Regions from separate parts of the Homo sapiens genome. Here regions 1, 2, 3, 4, 6 and 7 are each linked to region 5. A link is a contact called in ENCODE Hi-C or POLR2A ChIA-PET data. All regions are on one chromosome and are shown on one strand. The core of a region is the stretch at or near the end of the contact, and the rest is flanking DNA. Distances in the headings are between cores, read along the strand shown.

Region 1 (2,756 bases), core at 27-2,526, 760 kb before region 5:
GACGGGGTTTCGCCATGTTAGCCAGGATGGTCTCCATCTCCTGACCTCGTGATCCACCTGCCTGAGCCTCCCCAAAGTGCTGGGATTACAGGCGTGAGCCACCGCGCCCGGCCTCTTTTTTAAAGAAGGTTTTATTTTTGCAATAACATTACTAGCGCTATTGACAAGTATCAAATGCACACTGTATAACTACAGCAAACCCATCCACAACGTATTCGACTGTTCAGAGCCCTGAATGACATCTTGATAAAGAGCCAAAAGTTGTTTCCATAAAGATCTTCAAGGTGTTTGAGCACATCTTGTCAGACGCCCGTAAAGGAAGCTGACTCTCACTGGGTTCCAGGAATTACGTGGTTACGTCCATAACAGCCCATCTGACAAGTGGCAAATACCCGTGGAAAACCAATTAACTGTGCTCCTCGGTTTACCCTGGAGGATGGTGGCGGATGACGCGACTAAGTTTGCTTTGAGCCTGCTTCAAGTTCCAACTTCCTTGGAGTTAGTCGCATTTACAATTTAAAACATGCAAAAATCCACGCTTGTGTATGAAATTCGTGTTTCTTCAGAACATGAGGCTAAGACAACGTGGATATTATGGGATGATGGGCCGTTCACAGAGAAATCCCCGTCCCGGGCACACTCAGGCCTGGCGCCTGGCCTGCGGCTCACCTGGTGGGAGGAAAGGTTTCTCTGGGTGGTCCAAGGCGGCACAGGTGACCCAGGGCGAGGAGCCTCTGGGGGGCTCAGCGAACCCAGCGTCCACTCAAGCTCGTCCTGCCCCTGGCAATCCACGCGGTGCCGGGTGGATGCGTGGGAGCCACATCAAAGTCCCCCCACAAGTGCCTGGGGCTCCCCGCTGATTTCGAGGTCTACAGAATGGGTTTCTTGCAACTCACATCCTTCAGCTGGAGGACCCCAGAAAGGCAGAGCTCCCGTCCAGAGTGTGCTGGTCCCGGACGCAGACCTGCTCCCAAATGCCCTGGGGTCGGGCGTAAGGCCTGGGGATCGCCGGAGCCTGGTTTCCTCACTGCGGTGCTCACTGCCGCCGCCTCTTCCCCGGACGCCCGGTCTGTCTGAGGTCGCCGGGTCTGTGGACGCGGATCCGAATCGGAGCTTCCGAGGGTGATCTGAGATCCAAAGTCAGGAGTCTTCTGCATCCTGCCCTTTGTCAGCGCTGGTCCTCATTTCACCTGCCCAGGGCCTTCAGGAGGGGCGACACTCTCCGGCTGCGGGCGGCCCAGCGCTCGCCCCCCTCGGCCCCACGTACTCTTCCTGCCTCGCCCCCATCGCCCTCCTCCGGCTTCCCGCGCCTCCCGGGGCTCTGCGCTTGCGTCCAGGGCGCCCTCTCCGGGGACAATGGGCGGGTGCTTCGCAGGCTGCAGTCAGGGCCGACTTCACCCGGCGAGGACAGGGCGAGGCGCTGGGCCCAGAGGTATGTTTGAAACGATTCGCGTATGTGAATCTACTTTTTGAATTGTAAATTTTATGAAACCTAAATACAAATCATGTACTTCTTATGAAAATTTCGTGTCTGAATTAAGAAGTGCTATCAATATAAAAGAACAGATTTCGAAAACTTAGTACAAAAATAGAAGGTGAAATATTTCATTCATGTTTATGTTGATAACATGTTCAAATGACACTACTTTGGACGTATTGAATTAAATATATTATTAAAACTCATTGCACATATTTCTTTTTACTTTTCTAAGTGGCTACTACAAACATTAAGTCACATGTGTTCTTGCATTATATTTCTACTGGACAGTGTGCTGTACAAGAAAATAGAAAAAGTATAAAAATTATCCAGTTCATTTTATGAAACTAGAATTTTTAATTCTCAAATCAGATAAGGTTAACATAAAAATAAAATTATAAAACCATTTTTTACTTATGATCACTGATATAAAACAAAATATAGCTAACAGAATCAAATAGTATATATATAAATTTATCATATTGTATTTAAGATCTTTATTTTTCTAACATTCTTGGTCCTATGAAAACATTTCAGTATACAACATCAGAGAAAAACCATCATAATCTATATGCCAGTCATCACAATCGACATGGTATAATTTTTAAAAATAAACTATCTTGCCCTGTAGATGTATATATACAGCAGTCCCTCTGTATCCACAGGGGATTCGTTCCAGGACCCTCCCCCCAAAATCCACAATGCTCAAGTCCCTTATATAAAGTAGCATTGTACTGTCAGTCCCCAATTTATGATGGCTTCAATTGGGATTTGACTTGCCAATGGTGCAAAAGCAATGGGCATTCAGAACGCTTCTCATCTTACAATAGGGTTACATCTGGATAAACCCATTGTAAATTCAACTCGCCATATGGTCAATCTATACGATGGATGTATTTGGTTGTAACCCCATCATAAGTCAAGGAGCATCTGTATTTGCGTATAACCTATAACCTATGCACATCCTCTGTCCCAGGTTAATTATTTAGAGGTATAATTTAAATCACCTCTAAATTTTATTTTATTTTATTTTATTTTTGAGATGGAGTCTTGCTCTGTCGCCCAGGCTGGAGTGCAGTGGTGTGATCTCGGCTCACTGCAAGCTCTGCCTCCCGGCTTCACGCCATTCTCCTGCCTCAGCCTCCCGAGTAGCTGGGACTACAGGCGCCTGTAACCACACCCAGCTAATTTTTTGTATTTTTAGTGGAGACGGGGTTTCACTGTGTTAGCCAGGATGGTCTCGATCTCCTGACCTCGTGATCTGCCCGTCTCGGCCTCC
Region 2 (2,700 bases), core at 87-2,586, 590 kb before region 5:
GCGCCGTGGCTCACGCCTGTAATCCCAGCACTGTGGGAGGCAGAGGCAGGTCGATCACCTGAGGTCAGCCTGGCCAACATGGTGAAACCTGTCTCTACTAAAATACAAAAATTAGCCGGGCGTGGTGGCGGGCGCCTGTAATCCCAGCTACTCGGGAGGCTGAGGGAGAATCGCTTGAACCCGGGAGGCGGAGGTTGTAGTGAGCTAAGATCGCACCACTAGACTCCAGCCTGAGCGACAGAGCAAGACTTCGTCTCAAAAAAATAAAAATAAAAAAAATTTGGGGGTTGAGGGTTGGATGATACTAACTCATGCAAACACCAAACCCTGCCTTTCTTCCCCTTCCCGGTGGCAAGAGGGCTTTTCAGATCAGTGATACATTCGCTGATTCTAGTGTTTTCCACCCTAGTAGTCAAGCCTTTGGGTGTCCAAACAAATAGAGAACAAGAGATCAGGATCTCTAAAGGTCTAGAAAAACCCTGGGCCACTTCCATTTTGTGAGGTTCTCAGCATACTGAAAACTGAAGATGTACTAAGAGTGGGTTACTAAAATGGTGGCGTATCTTAAATCTTTCCATGGCACCATCCTTTCTCTCGTCCTGTCATCCCTGTATCTCTCTGCCCTGACACCTAATCTCACTTCAGGAAACATAAATTGAAAGTTCAAATAACCTCGGATTATATTATTCTGGACTGTGTGTTATGCTGGGCGACGAGGCTGCGCAGGCTCCTGGGCCGAGCCATGACTCTGCAGGAACTGCGGCGCCGGCTCACACAGCGCGGAGCAGTGCACGCCAATCCGGCCAGGCGCTCGCGCTGGGTTCTGCTCACGCCCGTAGGGGCCCGCGTTCGCTGCAACGGGCCCTTCCTGATGGCCGATCGTCGGACTCCTACCCCTTTTGCCGGCTGCCGTTTGCCCCGTCAGCGAAGGGCGCGCGATGCGTCCCAAGTCTCGGCTCCAGGAACCAGACGGGTGAGGGCTACTGGGGGTTGGGTTGGAACGCCCCGAAGGCACCACAGCAACCGACGCGGGAACGCCTGTTAAACCAGCCCCGCCCCGAGACGCGCGCGCCCGGCGGTCTCGATCCAGCGTGGCCCGCCCCTCACCTCCCGCCCAACCAACAGCCACTTCCTGCCTCACTCCCGGCCAATCTTCACACTCCACGAAGAATAGCCGTAGGGGGCGTATGGGACGGTGCGTAGAGCGATGCCCACGCCGGCCAACCGGATGTCGGGGCTTGCGCGGGAGGGCGGGACTTGGCGCCGGCTGTGGCTACTCAGGGGCCAGGGGCGGGCACAGGGCCGGGCTTCGTGCGGTGGGGCTCGCTCGCGCGGCAGCGGTGGCCGAGGCCTCTTGGTTCTGCGGCACGTGACGGTCGGGCCGCCTCCGCCTCTCTCTTTACTGCGGCGCGGGGCAAGGTGTGCGGGCGGGAAGGGGCACGGGCACCCCCGCGGTCCCCGGGAGGCTAGAGGTGAGAGGGGAGACCTGAGCGCGTCCTCGGGCCTGTGAGGACCTCGGGGGGCTGGGAGCGCCTCTGCGGCTGAGGGGTCGGGCGTGGCCGGCGACTGAGGGGTCGGGCTGGCTCTTGAGGGCCCAGGCCCTGGCCGACGCGCCCGCCGTGAGCGAGGAGGCCCGAATCCGGGCGTCTTTGGTTGGGTTGCGGGCCCAGGCCGCGCCGCCGGGGTCGGGAGGCGTGGCAGGTGGCCCGACAGCCTTCTTTGACCTCTGGGAAAGCTGACTTATTCCTATGGCTTTGCTTCTAGGGCTTTCTTAGGCCTCTTTGCCGGCTGCCTGGGCAGCCGCGAGGTGGGCTGGAGTAACTGGGTAAAAGTATAGGGTGGAATCGGGCCTACTAGGTACCCCTAGTAGTAGGGAAGGGTGGTATTAGACCGAGAGGGAATGTTTACAACTAGCGTTACAGTTTAATATTTGAAAATCCAAAGCGGAGACTGGACCCTAGTTCCCTGAAGAGAAAGGGGAATGTACCAGAAGGAGAACACGCAGTGGTTGAGAAACTTAGCAGTTACAGCACCTATTCTGGAGGCGAGTAATCCAGTTGGAGAGGGACAGGGCGTTAAAAGCAGGAAAGCCCCCGAAAGCTCATCTAAGTGCATCTCTTTCCACACCGGAGGCCTGGAGGTATGAAATGACTGGCCCAAGGTCATGCGATTAGTGTACTGATGGTGCTGGGATTATAGTTCAGGGATAGACCGTGCAGTGGTTAACGCTAAGGCCCTGGCTCGAGTCTTTGATTGGTCATTGGTTGCTCTGTGAACTTCGGCAGTTTTCTTACCCTTTGTGCCCCCGTTCTTGTCAAGTAATGGATATAATAATACCCGATGGATTTGTGAGGATTAAATTAAGATATGTATACAATAAGACAGGGAAGTCCGACATTTAGTAACTGCTCGATGATCATTGCGGTACGTTATTATAATCTGAATGCCTTTGGACCAATACACTGCCATCCTAGTGAACTGGTTCAGTCCTGTTTCGCAGGACCTGAGGTCACAGTTATGGTGATAGAAGAAACCGGGCATTGTGTATTACCGCTGGGCATGACACAAGTGATTGCTGGTTGAGGGAAGTTAAACTGAGCTTAATATTAAAAGATTGAGAGGACAAGATTAACCATAGTTAAGTCTTTTTACCTCTGATTTAGGAAATGGAAGATTTTGCTTAATTTTTTAATAAGTAGA
Region 3 (2,700 bases), core at 81-2,580, 970 kb after region 5:
AAAGAGAAGTTTAGCAACTAAGTACCTGAGGAGGTGGGAAAGGAATGCTACTCATTCCTCAGCTCTCCTAGTTACCTTTCCACTCCCTTCATCCCCCCACATTCCCTCATTTCTCTCACCTGGTACTCCTGCACCACCTCCTCCAAAGGCAGCACGCTGTGCTGTTTGTGGCTCCTGGATTCTCGGCACACCACACAGATGGCCTCTTTGTCCACCTCACAGAAGAGTTTCAGGGCTTCCTGGTGTTTAAAGCACATGCCCTGATCATTACTCCGGTTTCCCCGATAAGGAGTGGGGCACATCTGGCGAATTATCTGGACCATGTTGGCCAGCTGCAAGTTGGGACGAAAGCTGCGACGTGTAAAGCTCTTTCGGCACTGGGGGCAGGTGAACTGCCCTGGAAGGGGCAAGGAAGGAGGCGGGTGGATGTCAGGATACAGCTCTTCATCTTCGTCCTCATCGTATGCTTCCAGTATTTCTTCTTCTCGGTAGACATCAATTCTCAGGTCAGGTCTCAAGCCTCCTAGGTAATAGTCCTGATCTTCCTCTTCTTCTTCTTCCTCCTCGTCCCACATATAGTCTACGTTGTCCCAATTAGTTATACCACTGTCACCGAGCCAGAGTTCATCGTCATCTTGGTCTTGGAACAACTCTTCGTCAGCATTCCCCCGATACAACACCTCTCGAATGGAGCCGTCCCATCCATCCATGGCCCCCACCGCTTCCTCGTCCTCCTCCTCCTCCCATTCATCTTCCTCCTCGTTCTGGTCCTCCTCGTCCTCCTTACTCCACAGCTGGGTCACACACCCTCGGCAGAAGTTGTGCCCACAGCTGATGGACACGGGGTCCTTGAAGTAATCCAAGCAGATGGCACACACCGCTTCCTCCTGAAGGGTCTGCATGGGGCTGGGAGTAGTGGCATAACCAGCCATCTTAATGCCCGCCGGCAGGTGTAGATACGTCAGCTTGGAGCTGAGGAGCGGGGACGCGCCTGCAGGCCTGCCTCCAAACTACTCTGGTGACCCGAGGCTGTCCTCAACCTTGCTCTTCTTCCTCGGGGCCGCAGGGGAGCTTTGACCCCCTCTCTCAGGGTGCGAACGCCCAGATCCAGACTCACAGCCTCTCTCTGGGATCGGTGGGGACAGAGCAGGCTGCAGCCCCCAGCTGCTCGGTCCTGTCACGTCTCTCGCTACCCTCAGGGTGTGCCCTACACTGCGGCGTCCGCCTCAGATGCAGCCGCTGGCTACCCTGCCCGAGGCGACGCAAAATGACGTCTCGCTCCTGCACACGCTCTGGAGAGACGCTCTAGGCCGGCGGAGGACCACGTCTCTATGGTGTGCCGGGGGCCGCGCGGGCCGGGAGTTGGGTGGGCTGGGGGACAGGCGCGCCCGCGCCGCCCGCTCCAGCTGGGCTAGTGCTGCACATTCCGGCCAGCCCCTCCTCAAGACCCCATTCCCAAGCCCCTTCTCAGCTCCCTCGGGCCGGCAGAGCGGCTCTGATCAGGTCAGCGGCGGACGCCGGGAAGAGGCCCGGCTTGGGAGAGGTGGTTTGGTGGGTTGGCTGGTTCTAGATGGTGGGGGGGTCAACACTTGAGGGGGACTGGGTCTCCGAGCCGTTGTCCAGCCTGAGCCGGAGCCCCAGGAAGGTTAGAGGGAAGGGGGATAAATCTCTCCGGAAGCCCCGCCCGGGCCGGGGCCGAGTTGGTCCGCGGCGGTGGGGAAGCCTGGGACACCACCCTGGTGCTGTCGCCCGTCCCGCCGTCCGCGCTTGGGGTGCCTTTGTGGGGATCCGGGCGCCGCACAGCTGGGAGGGCCTGCCGCCCGGGAGGCTCGGATCCGGGGCGCCCAGTGCCCCCCGCTGCCTTCCGTGAGCCGTCGGGCCCCAGCTCCACGTAGGCCTCAGACCCAGCCCTGTTTCTGCTTGCGGGGCCGCGGCTGCGCAGTATTGCGGCGTCTGCCAGCAAAGCTGCGCCCCGGTCGTGGGTCCCCTGAGGGGGCCGGGGCTCAAGTTCCCTTCGGTGCTGCCGCCTGCGTCGGGCCAGGGTTCCGAGTTCCAGCCCTGAGCTCTGTGAGCTCGGCCGGGAGGGGGCTGGATTTGGGACCACACTTCCTCACCGCCGTGGTTTAGACTTAGTTTGAGAGCGGCTGGCCCCTCCTTCCTGTCCCGGTGTCCTCCGCTGTCTGTTATGCCCTTCACTCCTCCCTGGGGAGGGAGGGCTGGGGGCGCTGTCTGGGTCTGTTTTCCACCCCAGCGGGGCCCTAGGGCAGTGTCATTTAGACTCCACTCTGTCACCTTTCCTGGAGAGGGGACCTGATCCAGGGCTGAGAGGTTTTTTTTTTTTTTTTTTTTTTTGAGATGGAGTCTGGCTGTTGCCCAGGATGCAGTGCAGTGGCGCGATCTCGGCTCACTGCAAGCTCCGCCTCCCAGGTTCACGCCACTCTCCTGCCTCAGCCTCCCGAGTAGCTGGGACTACAGGCGCCCGCCACCACGCCCGGCTAATTTTTTTTTTTTTGTATTTTTAGTAGAAACGGGGTTTCACCCTGTTAGCCAGGATGGTCTCGATTTCCTGACCTCGTGATCCGCCCACCTCGGCCTCCCAAAGTGCGGGCTGAGAGATCTTACAGTGGGAGGGGGAATCAGGCCCTGGGGAAAGGCTTCTCAGGGGTTGTCTCCTTCTGTCTTCTGTCTCTGCAGGTAGGG
Region 4 (2,700 bases), core at 143-2,642, 570 kb after region 5:
AGTTTCTTCTGTAAAAATCCCTACCCTAATACACTGTATTGAGTATACCATTGTTTGAAGTAACAACAAATTGGAGACAACCCAAATGCCCCCGAATAGATCTAAAAAAGGACAGAACATCGAAAACATCCAAACAATGGCCCATCCAATACTTACCACAGCTCTGTAAAACAAAACGAAACAAAACACAACTTCTGTGTTCTGACATGTAGAGACCAGTAAGATAAAGTGAAAGAATCAAGGAGTTAGAAGGATTTCTATCACCTGTGTGAAAAAAGGGGGAACTAACTAGTTATATTTGCCAGTATTTGCAGAAATTCGGAAAAGATACAAAGGAACAAAAGTGGTTACCTAAGAGGGTAGGGCCTAGGAAGATACCTAAGCGGGATGGGAAGAAATCTTTCACTGGTAACTTTTTATATTTTTAATATCCCAGCCATATGAATATATTACATATTTCATATTATTATTTTTTTTAAGCCTTGAGCTTTCACAAAGAAATGCTCCTGCTGGCCAACTACTTTAAATGTCTTAGAGCAGCACACCCAGCCCTGGCATTCCCCAGTGATCTTTTCCGTCCCACCCCTGGGTTCCCGCAGGCTGTCCCCTGGGTCTAAGAAACTCTTCGACCTTCCTCTCCCTACCTAGTTAACTCCTTTTCTGCTTGCAGGAACACGCGGCAGGTCGCCTCCTCCCCGGTGCACCCGTCTGTATGCAGGTGCGCTTCCCCAGATGAGGGCTAGGACGCACCTCCGGGGTCTCTATTCACACCTGCAGCGGGAGCTTATCATCATCACTCACCGACCAAAAAAAAAAAAGAAAAAAAGGTGGTGGGGTGGAGCGGAGGGGAAGAAGGTCGAATCAGATCACCCCTAGAGGTCTCTCTGCCCTCGCAATCACTCTCAAGTCCTAGAGTACCAAACTTAACTGCAGAGGGAGCACGAAATGGTGGGTATTTTGAAGCGCTAATTTTTAGGGATCCCCTCCCATCCAAAACAGGGATGAATAGTTGAGGAACACCGGAGCGGGGCCCTGGCCCTTCTCGGAACGTTGAGCAGACCTAACATGACGCTGGTCCGTTCAAACGTCGCAGTTGTGGCCCACACAGAGCCCAGTCTGTTCCAGGGGCGCGCCCTGCACCCCTCTGCCTGCCCGAGGTCTTCCCTCCCCTCCGCTCCCCAGAAACGCACCCACTGAGACATGTGCGGGGAGGGGGCACGCTTACTCCCACATCCCGCCCGAGACCCGCGGAGCAGCCAAGACCCGGCCAAAAAGGGGAGGGCGTGGCAGGCAAGGGCCGGGGGCGGGAGCGCGGGCGGCCGCGGACTCACGTACTGGCTGTGGCGGCGCCGCGGGAACCCGGCCGCCAGCGGGACAAAAGCGCGGACCGCACGGCCGGAAGAACCCGCGCCGGCCCTGGGGCACTTCCGCGCCCTCTCTGGGACGCTGGAGGACTGACTCGATGGTCCGGGCCGACGGCGCCGGCGGGAGGGAGGGAGGGGAGCGCCTCCTCGGCTATTTATTGAGGACCAGCTGCAGGGCGCGCGCTCCAGGCGCGGCCAGGAGGCCGTGGGCGGGGCTTTCTGTTTCCGTGCCCATTAGCTTCTGGGGTAGGCTGGGGGAGGGGCACAGGTAATAAAGTAAATACCTGCCTACCTGGTTCCTGAACACGTGATTCATTGCCAGGTGTGGGTGCGGGGACGTTCCCGGAAGTGGGGGCCTGGCGGGAAATGGGGGAATCCGGGAGGGGCGCAGGACAGCGCTGGGCTGGGGACCCATTGCCTTCTCAGCTGGTTGGGGGCTGGCCCGAGAGCACCAGCCCTTCCTGGTCGTCAGCACCAGAAGCGCCCCCGGTTAGGCACTGGGGATGCGGAGTGGGAGCGCGCCCCTGGAGCCGTCCCTGGGACCGGGCCACGCTCCCACCCGGGGCGCCAGCTTGGCAGCGACCTCGCCCCCTGCCCACCCCACCGCCGGTGTCGGCTTCCAAACCCAGGGCCTAAAATGACTTTGAAGACCTTTTTTTTTTTTTTAAATTAATGTTTGTGGGTACATAGTAGGTGTCCCTATTTGTCGAGTACGTGAGATATCTTGATACAGACAGGAATGCAATGCGTAATAATCATATCAGGGTTAATGGCGTGTCCATCACTTCAAGCATTTATCCTTTGTGTTACAAGCAATCAAATTATATTCTTATTTTTAAATATACAACTAAGTTATTGGCTATAGTCAGCCTTTTTTAAAAACAGCAACATCTAAATATTTTTCATATTAAGTTTAAATAATTGCAAAGGGTATATTTTTGGCATGCTGTTAATATTAAGAACAAAATTGCTTTCAAGTGTATCCAATGGAATCTAAATCCCTGAAGATTTGGTATTATCCACTTTTAACAGTCATAAGTTTTACATCTTTTAGGGTTTTTTTCCTTGAACTTTTATGTCCCTCACCGGCTTTTTATTCTACTGTAAAAATATTTTCATTCTATGTGCCTCATTGAATTTTATCCTAGTGTAAAATAGTTCTATGCATTGTTTTATTGTTTATTGTTTATCCTAGCATATATGTCCGTAACGAAAGTAGATTACATTTTTTCTTAGTGTTATTTTCTGGATTATTAGCAAAATTATATAAATATTTCAAAATGTTTACTGTTAATTCTTAGACAAAAAGTGAAGTGCTTTGGAAGCACAACTTGTA
Region 5 (2,700 bases), core at 69-2,568:
GGCAGGCTGGGCCATTTCTTTGATCATTCATTCATTCATTGAGCTGATACTACTGAATACTTCCTGTGTGCTTTCTAAGCACTGGGGATAAAGCAGTGGACAAATCAGACAGCTACCTGTTTTCACAAAGTTACATCCTAGTCGGGGAGACAGAAAATAAGCAGGCAAATAAATAGAATAGTTTCAAACCAGATGAGAGCTAGGAAGGAAATTTTTTAAATAATGAAATAGCATGACTAAGGGAAGAAAGAGGGTGGTCGAGGAGGGCCTCACCCAAAACGAGACATCTGACCAGAGGAAGGAGCAGAAAGAGCTACTTGTGCCAAGATCACGGAGACAACTCCAAAGACGGGGAAACAGCAAATGCAAAGGTCCTGGGGCAAATGCGGGCTGGCATGTTCAAGGCGGGCGAGATGAGTGGGACGGGGCAGCAGTCTTCTGGGGGAGGGGCGCGGTGGTAAGGGATTCGGGCTGGGTCCCCTCTGGCACTGCTGGACACCGAGTGTGCAATGACAAGGCAAGAGAGGAGTGCGCGGGGAGGCGGGAGGCTGGGCGGGTGGGGAGGGGGTTCCTACACCACTCACACCAGCACGGGCCAGCACCCTGCCCAGTCTTCCACAGATGCACACCGGGGTCCTGCCCAGGCGTCTGCATACATTCACACAGCCTGACAACAACCCTGTCCAGAAGAGACATTTCCCCACCTTCCCGAAGGCAAAACCGCGGCAGAGCGAGGGTCAGTGCCTTGGCCAAGGTCGCGGGGACGCGACCCCGGGCCCCTGGGCACCCGGCGCAGGAGTGCAGCTGTCTGCCCCACCTCCGGGAGGGATGGCGCCCGCAGACCCCACGGGCAGGTCGGCCGGGCCAGGCCGGTGAGCAGGCCCGCAGCCCGGGGCTGCTGACAGCCGGGCGGAAGGGGGCGCCTGCGGCATCCCCCAGCACAGGGGCGACGGCTGCGGCTGCCAGGGCCCCGCAGCCCCCGGCCCGCCCCGAAGCCCCCGGCCGCGCGGTTCCCTCACCGCCCCTCCCCGCGGGCCCGGCCCGAGCAGCCGCCGCCAGGCCTAGCCCGCCCGCCGGGCTCACCTCGCCTCCCCGCCGCCGCGCCACGGGGAGAGGGCGGGCGGGCGGACTGGCGGCGCTGCGTGCTAGTCACTCCTGGCTCCGCGGCCCCGGCTCCGCCGCCGGCCCGCCCCGCTCCGCTCCGCCCCGCCGCCGCCGCCGCCGCCGCCGCCGCAGTGGGTGTGAGGGGCGCCGGGGCGCTGCGACCCTTCCGGTCCCGCTCCCTTCTCCGCCGCTGCCGCCGCCGCGGCGCCCGGTCTGACAGACCCTCGCGCCGACCAATCAGCGCGCGGAGAGCGGAGCAGGCGCGGCCAATGGCGCCTGGGGGGCGGGCCGATGGAGGGTGGCGCGGGCGGGGTCGGGGGCCGGGTCGGGCGCCCGAGGTCCTGGGCCGGGGTTCCGCGGGTTCTTCGCCCCCGGGCCTTTCAGTGGCGCGGGCCGAGTGGCCATGGCGCTCGGGTGCGCGCAGTGCACGCGGTGAGCTGGAGACGCAGGCATTGCGCGGCCCACCGGCTGAGCCCGCTCTCCCTGCGAGGGGGGCGCAGCTCGGTGGAGAGGGTGGCCCGGAGGACCGGGAACCGGGCTGGAGGCGCGCGGGGCTCACACCGCGGGGTCCGCGGGGAGCCGGGCCTCGGGCTGCAGGTGCAGGCTTGTGGCGGTGAGGCGACTGGAGCGGCACGGGAGCCCGCCCGTTTCGGGGAGAGCCCGGGGCGATCGCGGGGGGAGGCCGGCCTGGCGTCCGGGAGCCCGGCGTGCTAGGGCCCGGTAGGCGGGGCGGGCCTCGCACTCGGTTGCTCGCTGCGGCGCCGGAGGAACGGGTCTATGGGGGTGTGGGTGAGGCCAGAAGCCGGGTCGAAGAGGGGGAGGGGGTGCGAAGAGATGGCGGTGTGTAGACAGGTGACCCGGTGGGTCGGTGACGCAGGAGGAGACTGCGCTTGGTGGCGGGATCACTTAGTTGACAACATCTAAAAATTAGGAGGTGCGGCAGGGCGCGGTGGCTCACGCCTGTAATCCTAGAACTTTGGGAGGTCGTGGCGGGTGGACTACCTGAGGTGAGGAGTTCGAGACCAGCCTGGCTAACCTGGTGAAACCCCGTCTCTATTAAAAATACGAAGCAATGAGCTGGGCGTGGTGGCGGGCGCCTGTAATCCCAGCTACTCGGGAGGCTGAGGCAGGAGAATCACTTAAACCTGGGAGGCGGAGGTTGCAGTGAGCCGGGATTGCGCCATTGCACTCCAGCCTGGGTGACAGAGTGAGACTCTCTCAAAAAAAAAAAAAAAAAAAAAAAAAAAAAAAAAAAAAAAAAGGGAGGTGCTCAGTCAAGCCTCTGAGAGGAGTGGGGGGCGGGGCGAGGAGTCTCTTGCTCAGAGCCCCCTAGGGACTGGGACCCGTTGACTCTGAGCTGCTTTTGAGGCTGGATCAGGTACCAGCGGCCTGGGGGTCGTACAGGATGGGAGAGGCCGGGGCTTGGGATGTTGCCAGATCTACGTTGAAAAGTGAAGCAGGAAGAGAGGCACTGAGGCTGGGCACATGGGGAAAACCGTGGAGAGCCGGCCTTTGGGGACTAGAAGAGTGGGAACAATGGTTGACAAATGGTGAGTGTGGTGTAGAACAGCAGTAACACAATACCAGGATCCACAG
Region 6 (2,700 bases), core at 115-2,614, 610 kb before region 5:
TTTTTTGAGACTGAGTCTCGCTGTCGTTGCCCGAGCTGGAGTGCAATTGCGCGATCTTGGCTCACTGCAACCTCCACCTCCCGGGTTCCAGCAGTTCTCCTGCCTCAGCCTCTTGAGTAGCTGAGATTACAGGCGCCTGCCATCACCCCCACCTGATTTTTGTATTTTTAGTGAAGACGGGGTTTCACCATGTTGGCCAGGCTGGTCTCGAACTCCTGACCTCAGGTGATCCACCCAACTCGGCCTCCCAAAGTGCCCGGATTACAGGCATGAGTCACTGCGCCTGGCCTTTTTTTTTTTTTTTTTTTTTTTTTTGTATTTTTAGTAGAAATGGGGTTTCACCTTATTGGCCAGGCTGGTCTCGAACTCCGGACCTCAGGTGATCTGCCCGCCTCAGCGCCAAAGTGCTGGGATTACAGGTGTGAGCCACTGTACCCGGCAGGGCAGGACTTTCATATTTCAGATGTGAACACGAGCTTGGATAGGATTGGTGCTGGGAAGAGCAGAAGAGGAAGCTGGGAAGGTGGACCAGTGCACTATGTGAAGGTGCCCTACAGGCAGGCTCGGAAGCTTAGACTTCCTTTTGTGGGTAAGAGGGAACTGCTGAAGGATTAGAAAGCCGGGGTTAGATCTGGATTCTGAAAGCAATCTGGGAGGATATCTAGCATAGCCAACAGCATTATTGCCCTCATCATTCAGTCATTTGATAGACTTGAACTAGCATCTGCTCTGTGCCAGACTCTGGTCTTGGGAAGGGGACCTGAAACAGCCTCTGCCTGCCCTCAAGGTGCTCCTAATCCAGCTTGGAAGACAGATGCGTGTATAGACCACAGTCCAGTGTGTTCACTGACATCCTGGGGTGTGTGCCATGGGCTAGACCTATGCATAGGGCTCAAAGTATCAGGGATTGTGCACACTAAACATGACTTTTATTCCAAACAAACTGTGCCCTCAGGAAGTCCAAAGTCCAGATAACAGACAAGTCCCATTTTGCTCACTTCTCTCTGCACCCCCCACCCCTGCCCAGTAAGTGCTGATTCTATTATGTGAAAAAGGGAGCTATGTGTTGTTTCTAATTCCTCTTCTGCCCATGGGCAGTGAGAAGAGAAAGAACTAGAGCAGGGTTCCCTCTGTTATGCCTTCGTTAATTCATAATACACTTATCCCTCACATATAGGTGGACAGAGGCTGGATGGTACATACCATCCCCAAGATCTGGTTCAGGGAGATGGTCTCTGGAAGCCCACATCCAGGCCCACCCTTGAGATTGTATCTTCTCGGAGGATGTTTCCCCGTTAGTCCTCACTGTATGTTGTGCCTCACCTGGAAGATGGGGTGGAGTTGCTGAGCTGCTGTCCCAGGGCTAGTCCCATCTCTGACCCACTCAGCTCTTGTCCACCTGCTATGACTCACAATGCCTCCAGGCCAGGCCACCCCAGGACAAGAAGGGGTGCTGACCGCTGAGCTGTCAGATAGACTCTGGGCTCTCCCCTGCATGCATTCAGTGCATCATTGAGCACCTACTGTGTTCTAGGAACAGTTCTAGGGAAGTGAAGAACATATTCCCTCACTGAGCTGTCATTCTTGGCAGGGGAATGAAGGGAGTGATCATAAGCAGAGTCCAAGACAGGAATTTGTTCTAGGGGAACTAACAAGATAGTCTCTCAGGAAGCTAACAGAGCGTGTCATGGGTCAGGTTCCCTAGAAGCAGAGCCTAAGCTGAGCATTCTTGTTCAAGTGAATTATTGGGGAAATGCTCTCAGGAGAAGGGGGTGAGGGAAGCAAGACAGGGCGAGAAAAAGGCTAAGGCTGAGCCAGAGTGTGGTCTCACGTGGAGACTAGCTTCCGCTTGCTCTCATGGGGAACTCTGAGCACAAATGGCACCACAGTTAGGCCTCCTTAAAGCAAGGGAGCCCGTCTTTTGTACCCTCCTTCTACATGTCAGTTATTGGCCAGGGCAGCTGAGAGTTACCAGCCAGCTCCTACAGCACCTATGGGATGGGTGCACCACCAGTGATAGGGATCTCAGTAGGGCGCCAGCTGAGGAGGGAGGAAGATAATAGGATAGATGATGAAAATGAAAGGGCAGACTAGCCAACATGGCAAGACCCCATCTCTACAAAAACAAATTAGCTGGGCGTGGTGGCATGCGACTGTAGTCCCAGCTACTCAAGAGGCTGAGGTGGGAGGATCACCTGAGCCCAAGAGGTGAAAGCTGCAGTGAGCAGTGATTGTGCCACTGCACTCCAGCATGGGCGATAGAGACCCTGTGTTTAAAAAAAAAAAAAAAAAAAAGAGGGCCAGGCGCGATGTTTCATGCCTGTAAATCCCAGCACTTTGGGAGGGGAAGGTGGGTGGATCACCTGAAGTCAGAAGCTCGAGAACTGCCTGACCAACATGGTGAAACTCCGTGTCTACTAAAAATAGAAAAAATTAGCCGGGTGTGGTGGCGGGTGCCTGTAATCTCAGCTACTCAGGAGTCTGAGGCAGGAGAATTGCTTGAACCTGGGAGGCAGAGGTTGCAATGAGCGAAGATTGTGCCACTGCACTCCAACCTGGGCAACAAGAGCGAAACTCCATCTCAAAAAAAAAAAAAAGGAATGATTAAATTAATAAGAATATCCAGGCCGGGCACGGTGGCTCACGCCTGTAATCCCAGCACTTTGGGAGGCTGAGGCAGGCGGATCATGAGGTCAGGAG
Region 7 (2,700 bases), core at 26-2,525, 930 kb after region 5:
CCCTGAGATTAAGAGTCTCATGCTCTACCGACTGAGCTAGCCGGGCGGCCATGTCTGTATTCTAACTTTGTCTCTGAAGATGGAGGTTACCCTCAGAGGTGTAAGCACGTTTCCACTGTGCAAATACTAAGAAGCGCCTGCGCCTGGCTCTGTTCTAGGCACTAGAGCCGAGGATCTGAAATCTACGGATTCCTGTACATGTGATGGCTGCATAGGCTTCAGAAGGGAAGAGCAAGAGATTAGGTGAGGGGCGAGACCTGAATTTACTTGAGTAGTGCTCTCCTTCAGTTTTGCCCCAGTCCGTGTTCCTCCGAAGCGCAGGGACACACATGTCCTTCCTGCCACGTAAGGCCGGCCTCGGGAGAGAATCTCCCGAACAGACCAAAACGTGTTTCCGCCCGGTTTCGAACCGGGGACCTTTCGCGTGTGAGGCGAACGTGATAACCACTACACTACGGAAACCACCTTGGCTACTTTCCTGCCGGCATCGTCCTGAAGACACACACGGCTGAGACGGCCGGGATAGCTCTAGGCAAGCGCCCTTGTAGGACAGGCCCGGGGACCCCTGCCGCGGCCGGCTGAGCGGTGTCCAGGTTCTGGAGCCGGACTTGTCCACCGCAGCCGAGTCCGCAGGTCCTGTAATGGCCTAGCATAGTTCACCCACGAGGGTTCGTGGTTTTTGGCGCGTTTGATCTGACATACTCAGAGGCCTGACCACCCCCCTAGGAAGCGCGACGTCCATCTGGAGTTTTCCCGCGAGCCGCCTTGAGAGCAGGGTAAGTTCTGCAGGCCCAGCCCTGGCGTCACGCTGTGTCTGGCACTCACTGGAGATTCTGTACATAAATCATGGCCCCGTCATTTTTCTCGCATCAAACAACATTTATTTATTTATGTATCGACATCAAATCTCTATAAAAATAAAATTTAAAGAGCTATTTAAGCATCAAGTATTATTTCTACCGCACAAAGCATCTATTTTTGCAGAGATGCTGTGAGAATGTAGATGTAATGATTCGTCACCACTTCTTCACTGCTGGGCAGTTAGGGAAGTTCATCTAAACCATGAGACAGTGTCCGGTTGGCAGTTTCTACCTCGGATGCGAAACGCCGACTACAGTTGGGGAAGGGTGGGGCGTCTGCTGCCCTAACCCGCGAAGCGCTTTCTCAGGCCCCGCCCCCGGTCCGACCCGGACGACCCTCTGAGTCCTCCACAACGAAGTCGTCTGCCTAGAAGGGCCGGAAGTACTTCAGGGCGCGCCGCGGACCCACCCCCTCGCTTCCGGCATCGGCTGTGGGGAGTACCGGCTGCAGTCGGCTGTGCCGGGAGGGTAGGATGGCGTCTGGCCGATGCGGTGATAGCACCGAAAGCAGACGGCCGCCAGGCGCTCCCCCTACCCCCCGAAGTTTCTCCCCAGCGGCGGGGGATGGGGGTAGGCGGTTCCTCTGTTCTTTCTGCGTTCCCCGCGGCCTCTTACCACAGAGACGCGGGCCTCCACCGTCCTAGCCCTCCCGCCCTGTTCTCTAGTGCGGACTAGAGCGTCTCCTCGCCATTTCCTGTCGCCCTGGGGCCCCGCGGGGAAAAAGGGGGAGTAGCAGGACAGCGGAGGGAAGTCGCGAGCTTAGGTGGTGTGTAGACGCCGGAAGTGTTGGGAAGGAGGCCGGAAGCTAGGGGCGGGGCCAGGAAGTGAGGAGGGGCGGGGGTTTATGAGGAGTCCAAGGGAGCATTGGGGCAGACTTGTACTCAGAGCCACCTGAGGGACTTGGCGGTGGCGCCCAGCACTGTCCCCTCCCCTCGTAGAGACACGGTTGTCGTTTGGGAGTAGGGAACACTGTGTTGGGGTGGGTTGTCGGCAGGACATCTCTCTGGCTGCTCTTGGGGCGAGGTGTGGAGGGGCAGGGCTGGGGGTGGAGCCGGGTCGCCAGGGCGTCGGTAGGGAAGACCCCCGCCCCTCGCCCCCCCACCGAACCTCTACACTGGCTGGCTGGACACTAAGATGGCTGCCGTTGCCATGACACCCAACCCTGTGCAGACCCTTCAGGAGGAGGCGGTGTGCGCCATCTGCCTCGATTACTTCACGGACCCCGTGTCCATCGGCTGCGGGCACAACTTCTGCCGAGTTTGTGTAACCCAGTTGTGGGGTGGGGAGGATGAGGAGGACAGAGATGAGTTAGATCGGGAGGAGGAGGAGGAGGACGGAGAGGAGGAGGAAGTGGAGGCTGTGGGGGCTGGCGCGGGGTGGGACACCCCCATGCGGGATGAAGACTACGAGGGTGACATGGAGGAGGAGGTCGAGGAGGAAGAAGAGGGTGTGTTCTGGACCAGTGGCATGAGCAGGTCCAGCTGGGACAACATGGACTATGTGTGGGAGGAGGAGGACGAGGAGGAAGACCTGGACTACTACTTGGGGGACATGGAGGAGGAGGACCTGAGGGGGGAGGATGAGGAGGACGAGGAGGAAGTGCTGGAGGAGGTTGAGGAAGAGGATCTAGACCCCGTCACCCCACTGCCCCCGCCTCCAGCCCCTCGGAGGTGCTTCACATGCCCTCAGTGCCGAAAGAGCTTTCCTCGGCGGAGCTTCCGCCCCAACCTGCAGCTGGCCAATATGGTCCAGGTGATTCGGCAGATGCACCCAACCCCTGGTCGAGGGAGCCGCGTGACCGATCAGGGCATCTGTCCCAAACACCAAGAAGCCCTGAAGC

The links. Hi-C counts contacts between places; a loop is a spot of excess contacts on that map. ChIA-PET counts read pairs that join two places held with the same protein, here RNA polymerase II (POLR2A). Pooled maps may share reads with other maps.
Region 1: a pooled map shows a loop between it and region 5 (5-fold over the local background). The contact joins the enhancer-like site here to the promoter of MAPK9 in region 5. A Hi-C loop is called at or near these places in 5 of 37 single-sample maps with no recorded cell type and 2 of 50 pooled maps.
Region 2: a loop to region 5 is called in a pooled map, with 21 times the contacts of the local background. The contact joins the promoter of CANX here to the promoter of MAPK9 in region 5. A Hi-C loop is called at or near these places in 7 of 37 single-sample maps with no recorded cell type and 14 of 50 pooled maps. POLR2A ChIA-PET finds 5 or more read pairs at or near these places in 3 of 52 experiments (CD4-positive, alpha-beta T cell, RWPE1 and naive thymus-derived CD8-positive, alpha-beta T cell).
Region 3: a loop to region 5 is called in a pooled map, with 10 times the contacts of the local background. The contact joins the promoter of TRIM52-AS1 here to the promoter of MAPK9 in region 5. A Hi-C loop is called at or near these places in 3 of 37 single-sample maps with no recorded cell type and 8 of 50 pooled maps. POLR2A ChIA-PET finds 5 or more read pairs at or near these places in 1 of 52 experiments (CD4-positive, alpha-beta T cell).
Region 4: a map of CD4-positive, alpha-beta T cell shows a loop between it and region 5 (4-fold over the local background). The contact joins the promoter of ZFP62 here to the promoter of MAPK9 in region 5. A Hi-C loop is called at or near these places in 1 of 168 maps with a recorded cell type or tissue (CD4-positive, alpha-beta T cell), 5 of 37 single-sample maps with no recorded cell type and 14 of 50 pooled maps. POLR2A ChIA-PET finds 5 or more read pairs at or near these places in 4 of 52 experiments (T-cell, activated CD8-positive, alpha-beta memory T cell, activated T-cell and 1 more).
Region 6: a map of CD4-positive, alpha-beta T cell shows a loop between it and region 5 (8-fold over the local background). The contact joins the promoter of CBY3 here to the promoter of MAPK9 in region 5. A Hi-C loop is called at or near these places in 1 of 168 maps with a recorded cell type or tissue (CD4-positive, alpha-beta T cell) and 8 of 50 pooled maps.
Region 7: a pooled map shows a loop between it and region 5 (11-fold over the local background). The contact joins the promoter of TRIM41 here to the promoter of MAPK9 in region 5. A Hi-C loop is called at or near these places in 11 of 50 pooled maps. POLR2A ChIA-PET finds 5 or more read pairs at or near these places in 3 of 52 experiments (Caco-2, K562 and activated naive CD4-positive, alpha-beta T cell).

What each region holds. Positions count from the first base shown.
Region 1 is chr5:179,529,480-179,532,235 of GRCh38, forward strand. All of the region lies in intron 4 of LOC128966623 (a long non-coding RNA gene), which reads left to right. Among named protein-coding and RNA genes, the nearest start is that of RUFY1, 20 kb to the right of the region's middle. RefSeq lists enhancers at 292-898, 899-1,504. Within about 2 kb of position 1,277, at least 13 of the 41 ENCODE cell types and tissues checked have a DNase peak (open chromatin) inside an H3K27ac peak, as active enhancers do.
Region 2 is chr5:179,697,631-179,700,330 of GRCh38, forward strand. CANX (calnexin) reads left to right here and starts at 1,337. Exons shown (of 15, transcript NM_001746.4): 1 at 1,337-1,472. RefSeq lists enhancers at 442-971, 2,532-2,591 and silencers at 982-1,391, 1,432-1,721.
Region 3 is chr5:181,259,882-181,262,581 of GRCh38, forward strand. TRIM52-AS1 (TRIM52 antisense RNA 1) reads left to right here and starts at 1,331. Exons shown (of 3, transcript NR_102762.1): 1 at 1,331-1,503. TRIM52 (tripartite motif containing 52) reads right to left here and starts at 1,262. Exons shown (of 2, transcript NM_001346048.2): 1 at 120-1,262. The coding sequence starts at 932. RefSeq lists enhancers at 963-1,012, 1,193-1,242 and silencers at 1,383-1,532, 1,643-1,892.
Region 4 is chr5:180,859,884-180,862,583 of GRCh38, forward strand. It overlaps ZFP62 (ZFP62 zinc finger protein), which reads right to left and starts at 1,393. Exons shown (of 2, transcript NM_001172638.2): 1 at 1,336-1,393. The coding sequence starts at 1,336. RefSeq lists enhancers at 973-1,052, 1,530-2,436 and a silencer at 1,153-1,602.
Region 5 is chr5:180,290,765-180,293,464 of GRCh38, forward strand. MAPK9 (mitogen-activated protein kinase 9) reads right to left here and starts at 1,319. Exons shown (of 12, transcript NM_002752.5): 1 at 1,084-1,319. LOC124901151 (a long non-coding RNA gene) reads left to right here and starts at 1,468. Exons shown (of 2, transcript XR_007059085.1): 1 at 1,468-1,536. RefSeq lists silencers at 835-1,024, 1,155-1,524, 1,535-1,874 and an enhancer at 1,797-2,439.
Region 6 is chr5:179,679,670-179,682,369 of GRCh38, forward strand. It overlaps CBY3 (chibby family member 3), which reads right to left and starts at 1,365. Exons shown (of 2, transcript NM_001164444.2): 1 at 1,204-1,365. The coding sequence starts at 1,249. It also overlaps a transcript of CANX not described here.
Region 7 is chr5:181,222,006-181,224,705 of GRCh38, forward strand. TRIM41 (tripartite motif containing 41) reads left to right here and starts at 1,276. Exons shown (of 6, transcript NM_033549.5): 1 at 1,276-2,700. The coding sequence starts at 1,995. It overlaps TRK-CTT2-3 (tRNA-Lys (anticodon CTT) 2-3), which reads right to left and starts at 46; the gene lies at 1-46. It overlaps TRV-CAC1-5 (tRNA-Val (anticodon CAC) 1-5), which reads right to left and starts at 462; the gene lies at 390-462. It overlaps MIR4638 (microRNA 4638), which reads right to left and starts at 628; the gene lies at 561-628. RefSeq lists silencers at 1-64, 315-544, 1,815-2,024 and enhancers at 1,275-1,504, 2,172-2,700.